Linked DNA regions of Mus musculus: region 2 is linked to region 1. The links are chromatin loops, found by intact Hi-C in ENCODE. Cell type or tissue: heart. All regions are shown on one strand.

The links. Peaks named below come from ENCODE experiments on the same cell type or tissue, not always from the same donor. Only the 100,000 strongest peaks of a DNase experiment are listed, where the experiment ranks them.
Region 2: a loop joins it to region 1, with 4 times the contacts of the local background. A loop is called at or near these places in 8 of 42 quality-filtered maps.

The regions. Positions count from the first base shown.
Region 1 is chr3:104,508,491-104,516,490 of GRCm38, reverse strand. Lrig2 (leucine-rich repeats and immunoglobulin-like domains 2) reads left to right here and starts at 4,573. Exons shown (of 18, transcript NM_001025067.2): 1 at 4,573-5,035. The coding sequence starts at 4,800. In heart, CTCF peaks have their summits at 2,622 (motif pointing left) and 4,405; a DNase peak (open chromatin) is centred at 4,450; H3K4me3 peaks cover 2,666 bases; H3K27ac peaks cover 1,956 bases.
Region 2 is chr3:104,635,329-104,643,328 of GRCm38, reverse strand. Slc16a1 (solute carrier family 16 (monocarboxylic acid transporters), member 1) reads right to left here and starts at 4,665. Exons shown (of 5, transcript NM_009196.4): 1 at 4,501-4,665. In heart, no CTCF peak of the experiment used is centred here; DNase peaks (open chromatin) are centred at 4,108 and 4,678; H3K4me3 peaks cover 4,219 bases; H3K27ac peaks cover 3,278 bases.

The DNA.
Region 1 (8,000 bases):
AACAACAACAAATCAAAACCAGAACCAAAAACAAAACAGAGGAGCTTGCGAAGGGTGCCCAGGGTACTTATTACTGAAGAATGGGAGAGTGGCTCATAGGGACAGGAAGTAGTCTTTGTTCCACCTTCGCTACCTACACACAAGGAAATTCTCAACATTTTTCCTCTAAAAGTTTTGCTTCTCTCATTTAGGCCTTTATCAGAATTTTGTTTTCATTACAGTGTGAGTAGAGTCTAATTTTGCTTATATATATATATATATATATATATATATATACATATACACACACACACATATATATATAAACATATATTATATATGTAGTTCCAGTGTGCACATACACATTACACATGCACACATACATACCAGGACCTCATGTATGCTAGACAACTACTTTACCACTCTCTAGCTACACTCCAGCTCTTAGGGTGTGTGATCAGTTGCTTGGTAATGTGATCTTTGGCCATACATTTCTGGTATCGACTTTATACAGACTTTAATTCTGTACCCCTTGTCTGACTATATGTTTACCCACAAACTTCTTCCTTCCTTTCTTACTAGCTAAGGTCTAGTTATGAGTCTTATTTACTGGAAGGGTAAGTCCTTTGGTTTTTTTACTTTTATACTATTGGTAATTGAACCTAAGGCCTTGCACATTCTAGGCAAGGGACAATTCCTTAGCACTTAGTTACATACCCAGCTCATTTTTATTTTTTATTTTGAGACAGAAATAAAAGCCCAGTTAATGCCCAGGTTAGCTTTAAACTCACTCTGTCGTCCAGGTTGGCCTCGAACTTGTGGTTCTTTTGTCCCAGCCTCCTGAGTGCTAGGATTTCACTAGCTGGGACAGAGCCACCAGGCCTGAGTCCTGTTTCATTTTTAGTTTTTGGTTTGATTTTTGTTTACTGAGACAAGCTCTCCATATGTGTTAATTTCTAAGGCTGGCCTGGAACTCACTGTCTATAGCTGCAACAATCCTGCTGAGGCCCCCTGAGTACAGGGATTATAAGTGTGTATCAACAAGGTCAGGTTTTTTGCTATTTCGTTTTTGTTTTAGCCAGGCTCTCATGTAGCATTGGAGTTCACTCAAACTGGCTATATATTGAAGGTTGGCCTTGAGTTTCTGATATTCCTGCTTCTGTCTCCCAAATGCTGGGATTTTAGGCATGTGCTACTATGCTCACTTGTTTTATTTTTATTTACTTTTTTTTTTTTTTTTAAAACAGGGTCTAATTATGTAGGCCTGGTTGGCCTGGAATTCCATATGAAAATGCCAGAACCTACATGGAGGAAGAAGAGAATCAGTCCCTGTAAGTTGTCCTCTGATTTTCACTCTGTGGCCACTCACAATAAATGTAATAAAAAAACCCAAAAAACAAAAAACAAGGGACTGGAGAGATGGCTCAGCAGTTAAGATCACTGACTGCTCTTCCAGGGGTCCTGAGTTCAATTCCCAGCAACCACTTGGTGGCTCACAACCATCTGTAATGGGATCTGATGCCCTCTTCTGGTGTGTCTGAAGACATTGACCGTGTACTCACAAAAATAAATAAATAAATAAATAAATAAATAAAAAATAAAATAAAATAAAAGAAGAAGAAATCTTAAAAGAAACAAAACAGCTGAACAGGGAAAAGTATATTATGCTTTCAGACTGAAAGACTTATTTCTATAAAGATGTTAAGTTCTGTCGGGATGATTCAGAGGTTTAGTGTAATCCTAAGAAAAACATCAATCACTATGGCACAACAAAGATAGAGTTGGAGTGAAAAATGTAGAAGAACTGGCTAGGCCAGCTATCGAGATATATTTGAAGGCTACTGTAATTTAAAATACAGTACTGCTTCATGGAAAGTTCACCTGGTTTTTGATACATATCAGGTGTTTAATTAGATGCTTGATTTATGACATAGAACTTCAGAGTAGTAATGAAAGGCAGAACCTTCACTGAATGAAGCTCAGCTCTCTGGGTTGTCACATGGAAGAAAAAAAAAGAACTTGAATCCTTTTTCTTTTCTTTCTTTTTACTTTTTTGTGTGTGGGTTTCCAGTCAGGGTTTCTCTGTGCAGCCCTGGCTGTCCTGGAACTCACTCCACAGACCAAGCTGACCTAGAACTCAAGATCAGCTCGCCTCTGCCTCCCTCGTGCTGGGATCAAAGACATGTGATACCTGGATCTTTTCTTAATCATATGCAAAAGTCAATACTCGGCCCAGGGAGATTTTTCATGAGATAAAGGTGCTTGTTGTTCTAAGCTGATGACCTGCGTTCAGTCCCTAGGATCCACAAAAAGATGAAGGGAGAGACTTACTTGACAAGGATGTCTACTCTGACCTCTATGCTAAAATCATGGCATACACACACACCACCAAATATCACACACACACACACACACACACACACACACACACACACACACACACCCCAGTGGTTGGAGGGATGGCTTATTAGTTAAGAGCACTGAGTGCTTTTCCAGAAGATCCAGGTTCAATTCCCAGCACTCAGAGGATATCTTACAACAAATGGCCTGTAATTCTATTCTCACAACCATCTGTAATGGGATCGGATGCCCTCTTCTGGTGTGTCTGAAGACAGCAACAATGTACTCACATACATAAAATAAATAAATAAATACATAAATAAATCTTAAAATAAATTTGCTTGTGACCCAAGCACTCAGGAGGCTGAGACTGAATGCTCTTGAGTTCAAGGCCACCTTGGACTACAGACTGAGACCTCTATGCTGTAAAAATATAATTGGAGTTGGGCTGGGTAGAGAGATGGCTAGGCAGTTAAGAGCACTGGCTGTCCCCCGCAGAAACCCAGGTTTCATCTCTGGCACCTACAGCCTTCTGTGACTCTAGTCTCAGAGGATCCCTTGCCTTCTTCTGGCCTCCTCAGGGACTACATACATGTGGTACACAGATAACTTATGTTAGCAAAACACTCACACACACTGAAAAAAAAAAATCAGGGGCTGGAGAGATGGCTAAGCTCTTGTTCCTCTTCCAGAAAGCCCTTGGAGGCCAGAAGAGGGCGTTAGAATCCTCGAAGCTGGACTTCATGCTGTCCAGTGTGTGTGTGCTGGGAACTGAACCCTGGTCCTCTGCAGGAGCATTGTGTGTTTACTGAACAGCTAAGCCATCTCTGCTGTCCCCGAAGTGTACATTTTTGATGAAGTCCAATATCTCTATCACTTTTCTGGCTTCACATTTTGCTTCAATGGTAATAAATAGTAGTTGCTGTTAGTTTTCATGGTCATGTTTACTGGGAGAAGAAGGGAGAAGAAGCTGAAGGAGACACCTTTCTAAAAGTCCTCTGCAGTAGACAAGCACACGAGGACAGTCAGAAAAGTAATTTTAACCCAAAGGCATGACATGGATGGAAATGGTGTGTGTGTGTGTGTGTGTGTGTGTGTGTGTGTGTGTGTGTGTGTAAGTGCCACAGGGTGCATATGGTGATCAGAGGACAGGGACTTGCAGGAGTCAGTTGTCTCATTCTACCATGTGGGGTCTGCGAATTCAACTTAGGTTGATACACTTGGTGGCAAAGCTATTATTGATGAAGCATCTTACCCACCCTGTTTTTCGTTTCTCCTCTTCTTTCATACAAAGCATACTATGCAGATGAGGCTGAACTGGGACTTGGGTTCTCCTGCCTCAAATTCCCAAGGAGTGCTCAGACTGCAGGCGTGCTGGTCCACACCTGGCTTGCAAAGTCTTTGAAAAGTATAGACACTATATGTCAGTGAACCATTACTGATATTTTCATTTTTACTCATTTTGTAGGTAACACACAGCGGAGAGATCACAAGGTAGCTAGATTCCGCTGTTCCCAGTAAGTCTTTTTACTTCAGGATAATTTCCTTCCAGTCTTCTTAACTTTGTTGATTGCTCAAAAACCTCAAACAGAAACCAGAAAACCCACATCCTCAAACCAACGTTTTATCTATTTGTCCCACTTGTTCTTCTGAAGATGAAACAATATTTTCCCAAATCGAGGAAAGAATTTTCTTTAGAGACAATTATTGAACTCCAGGCTACTGTAGAAGCCGGAGGTGTACTGACTAAATAGCGCCTCTGCCAATGGGAACTTGAAGTCCTTTCACAGTGACAGCGTGCCATGCTCCGGGAGAACCAACTGCCACATTTTTTCAGGGCAGGGAGTTCGGCCGCAGAGGCCGCCCTGGTTGGGCTCCGGAGACTGATGTGGTCGAAGTTAGGTTTAGATCGCGCACTTATTTGCAGCTGCTGCTTGGCATGCAGCCCTTGTGCCATTCCCTTCTGCAGGAGCCTACAGAATAGGTCTTTTTTCACTACTACTGCAGATCAACCGCAGTGAGGATTTGGCGTTTCGGGTTTCGCTTTTTCCATTCTATTTCAAGGCCCTAGTGCGCCCACAAGCGGAGGAATAGCTGCAGAACTGCAGAAGCAGCTCGGAAAAGGAGAAAGGGCCGCTGTAATGCTCGCCTCCTAGGGGGCGGGGCAATCGTAGGCCTCGCCTCTCTCAGAACCCAATTTCCGACGCAACCTCATCCCGGGGCTCCGATTGGCTGGCTGCTGAGCGTGAGTACGTTGCGTCGCGGGGCGGGGCGGACGAGCGGTGTCTGTCAGGGTTTCAGCTCTACGCCCCCGACCGCCGCCCCCTCCCCTGCGGTAGCGTCGTTTCCTCCTCTCGCCCGCTCTGAGAGGGGACAAGTGACAGCCCGGGCTCCGGGTGGCGGTTTAGCCTCCGGGCATCTCTCCTCAGCCGACTCTCTGAGCTAGCTGCTGTTCTCGAGCGGGTCCCGGCCAGGGGAAGATGGCGGCCGCGCCCCGCGGCATCTGGGAGCAGCGGCGCCTGGGCTGTGGGTTGGGACCCCTCGCACGGTTGCTCATCCTTGCGCAGGCGCTGCGGCTGCTGCCCGCTGCCCGAGCCGGCCTGTGCCCGGCGCCCTGCGCCTGCCGTCTTCCTCTGCTGGACTGCAGTCGCAGGAAGCTGCCCGCGCCCAGCTGGAGGGCACTGTCGGGCCCGCTGCCCTCCGACATCTCCAGCCTGTGAGTAGAGGGTCCCAGGGCGCGGTCGCCACCGAGTTCGGAAGGGAGCTGCCTTATTGAGATTGTGAACTTTGAATGTTAGGGTTTCCCGGTACTCGTGGGAAGATAGGGGTTAAGATCTGGGGTCTGTGACGTTCCGGGCTGGAGATGTTTAATGTTGGACTCACGGGTCCTGAGCAGCACAGCTGAGACTCTGGATGGCTGTGGGTCGGGTCCAAGTGCAAAGCCCTCTTTGGGCTGCATCATTTTTTTTTTTTTTTTTTTTTAAAATTCCAGCTTGACTGGTCCTTGGGCACGTGATGCAAACACGATCTCTCCCAAAGATACAGGATCTCTCTTTTGTCCCCAGTTCTCCCATCGGCTCATTGTATGTTTCAGTTTTGATACTTGAGTTCTTGATAGGGTTGAAAACCTCTGCATGCCTAAGGAAGATCATTGCTGATCTCTAATGTTTTGTAAGAGCAGTTATTCTTTAGTAGTCAGTTTAAAGAGGGGAAAGATTTTTTTTCCCCAAATCACGATACTTTGTCTTCACTATGTTCCTTTGAGTTAAAGAACCTTCATTTCAGATCTCTTTGTTTATGTATGAGAATCCAGTGCAGTGATCGAGTGGATTCTCTAGCTCTGACTTTAAATCCTGACAAACTTGTATTAGCTAGTGGCATTTGGAGAGCTCACTGCTCTGAGTCAGTAGGCATTAAATAGAACAGTAGGTATTAAATGCTGCAATTATGAGACTTCTTAGCCACCAACATACAGTTATGTCTCTGCCACTAACTGATCAACGTGCTTATTAATTGACTTCTAGAGTTACCTCTGAAAAAGAGTTATCACTAAAAATAGTTTTGTGATATAATTAAAATACAAAGATTGGTTAGGTTCTTAATGGAAAAAGAATACAGGTAGAACATCTGTATTGCAGAGGTTAAGTATACATTTGCAGAACGTATTTATAGGTTAGCATAGATAGGAAAGAAGCTAATTCCTGTATTCATTGAGAAAATTAGTAACTGCTACAGTTACTATAGAATTGCAATATAGTAATACAGCTCCTGTCATTTTGTGGTGGTTATATCTGAGGCTTATTCTGGTTTGACTCAGACTTTAGTATTATCATTTAGCATAGTCTGAATTAATCCAAGCACAGCATCTTCTTTATACAGTAGGTGCCTTTTTTGAAGAAATTGATGAGACAGCTACCTGATTATGATAGACTGAATCTGACATAGGTTTAAAAACAGTCTGACTTAATGTAACTAATTGAAGTAAACATGGCCTGCTTTTGAAGATCCTTCAGTGAGACTTGCTGAGTGTGTTTGTTTAGTATGCATGAAGTTGGGTTTGAACATTAGTGCTGAAAAAAATAAGAAAAAAATCATTAGCAAGTATATAGTAATGTTACCAAAGATGCTAATTGCCAGAAGATAACTGACATTTGGATTTATTTATTTATTAATTTTATTTATTTATTTATTTTGTTTTTTACCTTTTGTGTTTTGAGAGGGGATACTGCCAGGTAGCTCAGGATAAGCAACTCTCCATCCTCCTGCCTCAGCTTACTGACTGCTGCCCACCATTCCCAGCTTGCATTCAGAAAATTGAAATAAAAATTAAATTGACATTTTTAGTTGAAGTGAAATGCCTTGGAGAATAAATTCCCTTATAGTCGATTATTTTGAATATAGTTTCACTAAAAATACCAAATCACAGGCAGAATGCAGCCATGTTCTTTGTCAGGGTGTCATTCGAATGGGCTCTAGTTTGGTTGCCTATAGAGTCCTTGTTCTCTGAAACTTAATGAGCATAGAGTCTACTGCTTATACTGTTATCAGCATTTTGGCATCAATGTATTGCTCACTAACTTCTTAACATTCTAGGGCTTTTCTAACCCATAACTCAAAATTCTGCTATTTTCCTTTTGCAAACCAGTTCTAAGAGCCACAGAACAGTATGATCAGCATATTGCAACAACAGCCTCACTTCTTAGTGTGGAATTTTTATATTAGTTAGTTACTCTTTTTTTTTTCTTTTGGTTCTTCAAGATAGGGTTTCTCTATATTGTCCTGTCTATCCTGGAACTCACTCTGTAGATCAGACTGGCTTCCAACTCAGAGATCAGCCTTTCTCTGCCTCCTGAGTGCTGGGGTCAAAGGCATGGGCCACCACTGTTCCTTTTCTTGTTGCTGTGACCAATTATCTGACACATATCAACTCAAGGGAGGAGTTTTGGCTTATGCTCTAAGAGATGGAGTCTTATAGAAAAGAAGACTCTGTGGTAGAAGGAGCATGCACTGGCTTGCTCACAGCTAGATGGAAGAGGAAACAATTTTTTTGTTGTTTGAGACAAGGCCTTTCTAAGTAGTCCAGGCTGTCCTTAAGCTTCTACTTTTCCTATTTTTGCCTCCCTATTGCTGGGATCATTCTGTGAACGACACTGGACACTGGTGTGTCTGTAATTTTTGATTTGTGTCATAATGTTGATGCTTAAGAGTTTTGGACTTTGGAGGATTTTGGATTTTCTGGTTAGGAATATTCAACCTATATTTAAATCCTTCCTAGTTATTCTGACATCCAGTGTTAATGGAAAACCACTTAGCCAAAATAGCTATAGAGTGCTAGGGCCTTGTGCCTGCTAGGCAAGTCCTCTAAGCTCCGTCCCCAGCCCAAGTTGTCAGTGCTTCCCAAATGCCAATTTAGGAGATCTGTATTTTGTTTACTTCTTCAGAATTCTGTTGTGCTTTGGAAGACTCACAGATCCATTTTATTTATTTATTTATTTATTTATTTATTTAGAGACAGGGTTTCTCTGTATAGCCCTGGCTGTCCTGGAGCTCACTTTGTAGACCAGGCTGGCCCCGAACTCAGAAATCCTCCTGCCTCTGCCTTCTGAGTACTGGGATTAAAGGCGTGTGCCACCACGCCCGGCTTCACAGATCCATTTTTATTAAAAATACTTTGTAGGGAG
Region 2 (8,000 bases), 130 kb before region 1:
CCACTCCACCAAAAGAAAAAAAAATTAAAGCAGAGGGAAGAAAATGCCACGTGGTTAAGACAAATTAAAGAACACACAGAATTTAAAAGATTGTAATTATGTAGGCCTGGTTGTCCTTGAACTCGGTATGAAGAACATGCTGGCCTCAAACTCACAGATCTACCGGCCCCCACCTCTTGAGTGGTTTTGATTAGGGAGATGACCAGAAACTGTTAGAGCGGTGTAGAAGGAAGATGATACAATCACAGAAGTCAAAGGCTGTAGCTTAGTCAGAATACTTGCCTAGCACATATGGTGGCTCTAGGTTTGTCCTTAGGAGCACACAAACCAGGTATGGTGACTTAGACAATCTTTCAGATACATAGGTTATTTGGATCCAGCTTAGGCCACATGAGATTCTCTCTGACAACAATAATAATACCACTGAATTAATCACAAAACAATCTAAACTGGGTAACACTAATAGTAATGGAAGAGAGTCAGAGAGGCAAAGATGATGTGGAAGCTACCTGTGCGTAGGAGAAGTAGGTCTACCAGGGGAAGTACTAAGACGATGTAAGAGTATTTAAGCATGGCTACCTGGAAGAACAGTGGAATCACAAGATTAGGGTTCCAGGGTGAAGAAGTAGAAAACAGAATAAGTATTAGATTAAACTTAAATGCCTCAGAGGTAACTGGAAAAGGTAGATCAAGGCTCCACTGCTTAAAAACACCCCTCCCCCCCCCAAGAACTTGAAGGGCATCTGATGACCTGAGTTCAATCCTTGGAACTCATATAAGAGTTCATATATCATATTAAATAAAAATAGGATTACAGTTGGCACGGTGGCTCATGCCTGTGGTCTTACTAACACTTGGAAAGTGGAGACAGGAGGATCATGAGTTCAAACCAAGCCATTCTGGTCCACGGCAAGTGTGAGGCCAGCCTAGGCTATCTGAGAGGGTCTCAGATGCAAACATGCACATAGAAAGCTGGTAAAAAACTAAAGTGCAATCAAATTACTGCCTTTTCAAACCAAGAGTAGGTTGTGAATACAGCAGAAAGAAAACCATCACATGTCTTCAAGTAGAAATAGCAAACATGAAAGATACTCGATCTCCCCTCCTAAACCTTTTCTCAGAGATAAAAACCTGACTGCAGTGCTTGGTCTTCAAGTGAGCTTCCAATGTGAGGAAACACAAAGGGCAGGAGATATACTAATTAGAACATGTTAAAACTATGCCAGGAGGACCAACTCAGAATCCCAAGCACAGAAGACAAGAAGGAAGAGGAAGAAAAAGGGCCTATCTCTTCCAAATAAATTAGACGAGAAACCTATAGATTTCAGACAAACATATGACCTTGTTTGTATCCTTGATCAAGAGAACCAATTACTAAAAAACCTAAACTAATACATAGATATATATATAACTTGGGAAAATCTGAATACGGACAGATATCTGGTGATGTTAATTTTTAAAAGCAGGACAATGTGACTCCTATCTTTCAGATAGCTATGGATATAACTAAGTTAGTAAAGTTATTATTCTTTCATCTAGGATTTGCTTCACAAGGAAAGTAGGAAGGGATAGCGATGACACAGGAGTGACTCAACCGCCTGCTAATTAGCATTTTCCATACTTAAAGTAGAGAAGGTAAAGAGGAAACAAAATAATTTCAGTTTCACCAATGAAAACAGACAAGAGGGCAGAAATGGCTTTGAATTTAATCTATGAGTTTTATACATTGGGCAGTTCTGGTGTAGTCACAGTACCTCAGGATTCCCATTGGTTAAAATGAAGATAAAAAAATTTATATTTGCTCCAGCTAGCAACTTGAACCACATTCTTAACTTCACCCGTTTCTTATCTCCAACACCTAACTAGTCCCCTACCCAAAACCTGCTTCCTTCCTTTTCTCAAGGATTCCCCTAGGTATTCATTCACATATGGTCCCACTCTAAAACCCCTCTAACCAGCTATCCCCAGAATGATACTAAAATGCAAATCTGCCCAGCCACACTAAGTTCTTTTAACTGTTCAGTCTCTTCCTGTGGCCTTACAATGACTGAAGGCACTCCACTGGCTGACATTTCTAGTCCCTCTTATTATTTTTGACCTTTCTATGTTTTAGTTTTTGATGAAATTCTTTCAGCTTCAAAAATGCCCTTTCAACCTATCACCACCTATGCCAAACTAGCTCCCACCCCTTTATCAAACTGCAGATTAAGTAGTATTTCCTCAGAGATGCAGGCATATCTAGTGTTTCCTTAAATTGAGCATTTTCTCACACCTATACAAAACAGTGTTTGTTCCCATGGTAACCTTACTTTCCCCTAAACTGTTTGCTAAGAGTACTCAACTACCTCTGCTTTCCAGCTAGACTACAAACCAAGGGTAAATACTAGAATCTTCTTTTCTGCTGAATCTTAACTTCTCTATCCACAATTTTCAGTTTTGTGTTCAAGTTCCATATTCCTAGTCCATATTCCCTAGTATGGGAAATAAAAAAAGTCAAGTAGGCATTATACGGGGACCCAGACCTTGCATGAAATGCATAATAGGAAGTTCCTGAGGCACAGTGGGAATGAAAGTTTCAAGAAGTTGGGAAAATACTAATCTAACACTATTTTTTGTCAGAGTTTATAGGTATCCAAGTTTACACCACCTTATCCCCCACCCTGCCCCCCTTAATCTGTTTAGGATTATGTAAATCGTACAGCTAAAGCTTTAAAACTCTCAAAATGCTCCTCAAACTAAGAACTTTCATATTTAACAAGGTCACAATCTGATAAACCAACAGCATCTACTTAAACCCACAATGAAATGACTGAAATACACTTAATTAAACATTTATTCTAGGACTGGGCATGGTAGCAGACGCTTTTAATTCCAGCACTGGGGAAGCAGAAGCAGATCTCTTCTGCGCTCAAGGCCAACCTGGTCAACAGAGTTCCAGGACAGCCAGGGATACACAGAGAAGCTCTGTGTCGACCCCCCCCCCCCATCTAAAGTCTTGAATTATTGGTCATTTCTTATGATACTTGGAAAGCAAAGTTGTAAAATTTAGTCATTTTTACTTTTTTTTTTTTTTTTTTGAGAAGGGTCTCACTATGTAAAGCCTATACCTCCTGCCTGTACACCTTGGATTTAATTTCCGAAAGGTTAAGGCGATGGACTGACCACTTCCTTCTCCTTTTTTCCTCTCTCTCTCTCTCTCTCTCTCTCTCTCTCTCTCTCTCACACACACACACACACACACACACATACACATCCCCGAAGACTTGGACTTAGAAGCACCATTTACCACTTAATTAAAATAAATGAATGATGAATAAATAAATTCAAGAGTCTCTTATTCAGCTGAGAAAAACAAGCAAAACACGAGAACAAAAACCCACCCTGCTTGATTTAATTCCCATCCACCCTTTCCCAAACTCTCGTACAATTACTAATCTCACACATCAGCATATACTCATTTAAAACCAAAGTAATTTTTTTTCAATGCCGACGATCAAACTTTGGAGCCTCAGGCATGGTAGGCCAGGCAGGTAGGTACTCATGCCACTGAGCAACACACCCCGAGCCTAAGCGGAATGACGCCTTAAGATTTCAAAATTAGTTATGGGTAAAAAAAAACAAAAGTAGTTTGTCACTGTGTAACTACTAGCAGTAGCCCGCCAGTTTATAATGAGCCACTGGAAAACGGGAAAAGACTGAAGTAGTAACACGTGCGTTTCCTGGTTGAGTGATCAGACGCTAGTTTTCGTAACTGCTGGTTGCACCAAAAACGCCATCATAAAGAAAAGCTAAAATGTACTCGGCAAAGGGATGTACTTGGCCCAGAAAGTGTGCTCTGACCAAATATAAGGACGTTTAAATCTGCTCCACAGGGATGCCTTGGGACCCCGTGCCCGCGGCAGACGCGCCGAAGCCACAGGTTGGACCATAAAGAGCCCCTTCCTCAAAGTTCACTCGAACCCCGTAGTCTTGTACCGGCGGTCCGCAATGCAGCTCCTCACATTCCTCACACCACTCTAGCAAGTCACCTGGTGGGACACCGATTGGCAGACCGGGGAGGCTGGGCGGGTATGCCACGAGTCCTAAGTAACTCCCGCCCCAGCAGAAGGCGGCAGGAGTGCACCACGTGAAGCGGCCTCAGGTCGTCCCTCTTCCCGACCTAAGCATCTCTCCAGGCGCCTAGAGTAGGCAGCGCTGGAAGCGTCTCCCCCAAGGTCACCGGGCACCATGACCCGACTCCCGCAGCCCGGCGGCCGCCACCTGACCACGGGCCCGCAGCTCGGCCGGGAGAGACGCTGTGCCCAGCGCCTCAAGGTCCCCTTCACCCACGCCACGTTCCGGGCCACGCGGCTCCGCGCGCCCAGGATGCCGCGTCGCTCGCCCCGACCCTTGCCCCAGGGAGGAAAGTCCCCGCGTGCCCGCGGGGCTCCGCGACCCCACCGGGGCACCAAGGGCACCGCGGATTCCGTGCCGCGCGCTGCCCGCTCAGCCCGGACTAACCGTTATGTGTGTCTCGCGGCGCCCGGAGTATGCGTGACGCGGCGGCGCGGGCCGCAGTTCCTCGGAGCCGGGGGGGTCCCGCTCGTGTCCCCTGCCCGCCGCCGGGCTCCTTGGCTGCTGCACCTACACGACCGACCAGTCACGTCGCAGCTCGCCACTTTGTCTGGCGGGGCAGGCGCGGCTGCCTTATAACCCGCGGGGGCCGGAGCATGCGCACAGGGGGTGGAGTCGGCCTTCCCGGCCGCCGCCCCCTCCCTGCCATACATACTCCCAGCTCGGCATCTCGCGCCTCCACACGCTGCGGGCTGCGCGTGCCCGCTCGCTCGCTCGGGCGCGCGCGCCGGCGCCCCCCTTCCCGCCACGTGACCCGGCGCCGCGGCCCGGAGACCCCGCACATCCTTATCAGCGCTCTGAGGGGGTAGCTTCTTTTGGCGCGTGCCGGGGACGCCATCGTGGGCCTCACCCCTCAGGCTCTGGAGGAGAAAAGGGGAAAAAAAAACTGCCCTGAGGGCGGACCCTGAGGTGCAGAGGGCGAAGGCGATGGACCGTCGGAGTCCGGGGACTGAACAGCATTTTGAATGGACGGACACTGGTAGACTCCGATGTGGGCCTGGAACCCGGGCTCGGGGACCCTGGGAAGTTGCTGGAACCCTCCGGGCCTGTTTCCTTGCGCTACATCAGCCACTATGGAGGCGTTAGGAAGTTTAATGTGCGATTTTACGCAAGTATCTCGTCACAGAGCCTGACCTGTGGCATTTGATGAACGCTTAGTTTAAGGACAAGCCGGTCAGGAGAAACTGGCCCCGGGGCAGAGAGTGTGTACGTTGGAAACGCTGATATGAGCATGCTCTTAGGCCAGAAGTTTATGAACACTGGATTTGGGGGACGGGTCGGGATTATGGCTAGTGGGATTAGGACAGTTGCATGCTAAGTAAGCACTGTACCAGAATTATCTTGTATGATCTTCACAACCGTATTAGGTGCCAAGAAGATCTTGTAACTAAGGAACCCCGGGCTTCACGAGGTTAACTGGCAGAAGTCACCAGGCTAGGAAGTCGCCAACATTTAAAGTCAAAGCCACAGAGCCTGGTGTCACAAGAGCCATTTTCGGTTCTTCACCAAGCCCAGATTCCAAAGTGTCTTGAAGTGGTAAACTAGTGAGTACTCTTGATGGCCAGGACCCTTGATATTTTTATTATTACGAGATGGGTATTTGGTTGGTTGTTTTTGATTTCTTGTTTTTTTTTTTTTTTTTTTTTTTTTTTTTTGAGATAGCCTCGTGTGTGTGTATAGCTCCACCTGGCCTGGAACTCATCATGTAGATCAGGCTGGCTTCGAACTAAGAGAGCAAACATGAAAAAAAAAAAAAAATCAACCCGCCTCTGTCTCCCTACCGCTAAGATTATTTGTTTAATTTTGTGTTTTGAGACATGGCCTTATTATGTATTCTCTTGGCTGGCCTGAAACTTGTAACGTTGATTAGACTGGCCTCAAACTCAAGAGATCCGCCTGGTTTTGCTTCAGTGCTGCTATTAAAGGCATGTGCTCCATCACACCCAGTGAGAATATTTTTTAAAGTCAGGCCTTCTGGCTTCCAAGGCTCTTACTGCATACCAAGATCCTGCCCTCCCCGCCATTTGCTCTTCGACCTCTCCCTACCTACACTGGTTTTCCTAATCCTCCGAAATAGGCCCTCTACTTAGTTTTGTGGATGAAGAACCAGAGATTGAAAAGAGGCCCTGTGTGCCCCAGCACTCAGGAGGCAGAGGCAGGCAGATTTCTGAGTTCGAGGCCAGCCTGGTCTGCAAAGTGAGTTCCAGGACAGCCAGGGCTATACAGAGAAACCCTGTCTCGAAAAACAAAACAAAAAACCAAAGAGGCCCTGTGTGCCTTCAGCTCCCCTCTGCCTCCTTTCAGTATGAAGAGTTCATACTAGGAACTCTTAGTAGGATCCAGTTTGAAATCCACCAAGTGCTGCTTATGAGCAATATTTTGTCTTTTACATCTGATAAATACATAGAAGGGAAAAGCTCTTCAGGTCTTTAGGGTGGTTGGAACTTAAAACAGTAGTGGTTTAGGGTTGTTAGGATAAGACATTCAGTGGTACAACATTTAGCTTGCAGGAGTCTGGCCCCTGTTTAGACCTTCAGCACCACAAAAAACGGAAGTGGGGGTACTCGAAGTGTTATTGTGGTAACTGTTCAGGGAGATGGTTTGAAAAGGTGAACTAGAGAGGTGGGAAGTTTCTGGATGGTTTTGTTTGTTGACCTCAAAACCTTACCTGTCTGTGTATGTGAAATGCTCATAAACTTGTGACACTCTCTCCCTCCCCACACTAAGATGGCAGGAATGAGCCTGATTTCAGGGTAGGCAGTACAGGATGGAGTGGGAAACTGATACATTCACAATAGAAATCTGGGAGCCAGGTCTCCAGAGTTCCATCTTTGATACTTGACAACTTATATTGTGCCCTTAGGCAAGTTAAGCCTCATTCTCCACTCTGTGCAAGAAAGGTAAGATCTAGTTCCTGGCCTACCTTATAGGATTGCTATGGTAATACAGTTATACAATTAAGATTTACTTCAGGGCTGGTGAGATGGCTCAGTGGTTAAGAGCACTGACTGCTCTTCCAGAGGTACTGAGTTCAATTCCCAGAAACCACATGGTGGCTCACAACCATCTGTAATGGGATCCGATGCCCTCTTCTGGTGTGTCTGAAGACAGCTATAGTGTACTCATATATACATAAAATAAATAAAAATAAACCTTTTAAAATTTTTAAAAAATTAAAATAAAAATTTAAAAAGATTTACTTTAGACCCCATCCCCCACCCCAGCGCTTTGGTAAGTGCTCTGCTACTCAGCTGTAGCTTCAGACCATTTTGTTCTTATTTCACTTAGGTTTTATTCATGTAAGAAACACTTTTAGGCAGTGAGATCTCTGTGAGTTCAAGGCCAGCCTGGCTTACAGTGCAAGTTCCAGGATAGCCAAGGCCATACAGAGAAACCCTGTCTCCAAAAACCAAACCAAAACAAAACAAAAAACCAAAGAGGCCCTGTGTTCTGTCCGCTCCCCTCTGCCTCCTTTCAGTATGAAGAGTTCAGCATGTTAGTAGGATCCAGTTTGAAATCCACCAAGTGCTGCTTATGAGCAATATTTTGCCTTTTACATCTGAAAAGTAAACACCAAAAGAGTAAGAAAGAAGAGAGACTAATGGAGGAGGAATATGGTCAAAAGCGCATTTATATGACAGCATGAGAGAATAAATAGAAAAATTTCTAACATAAAACTTAATCTAAAACCCTAAAGGGTACCCATTAGCACCTACTTCCAAGGCACTGAGCAGGATTATATTATTGCTATATGTTATGTTGTAATTTTGTTTTTAGAAAGAGCTATTAACGTTTTTTGAAGACTCAGACCCTACACAACCTGGCTTGGGGCAGATAGGGACTTAATGTTGTGAGTTGAGTATAATTGGAATCAGAGGACCTAGCCC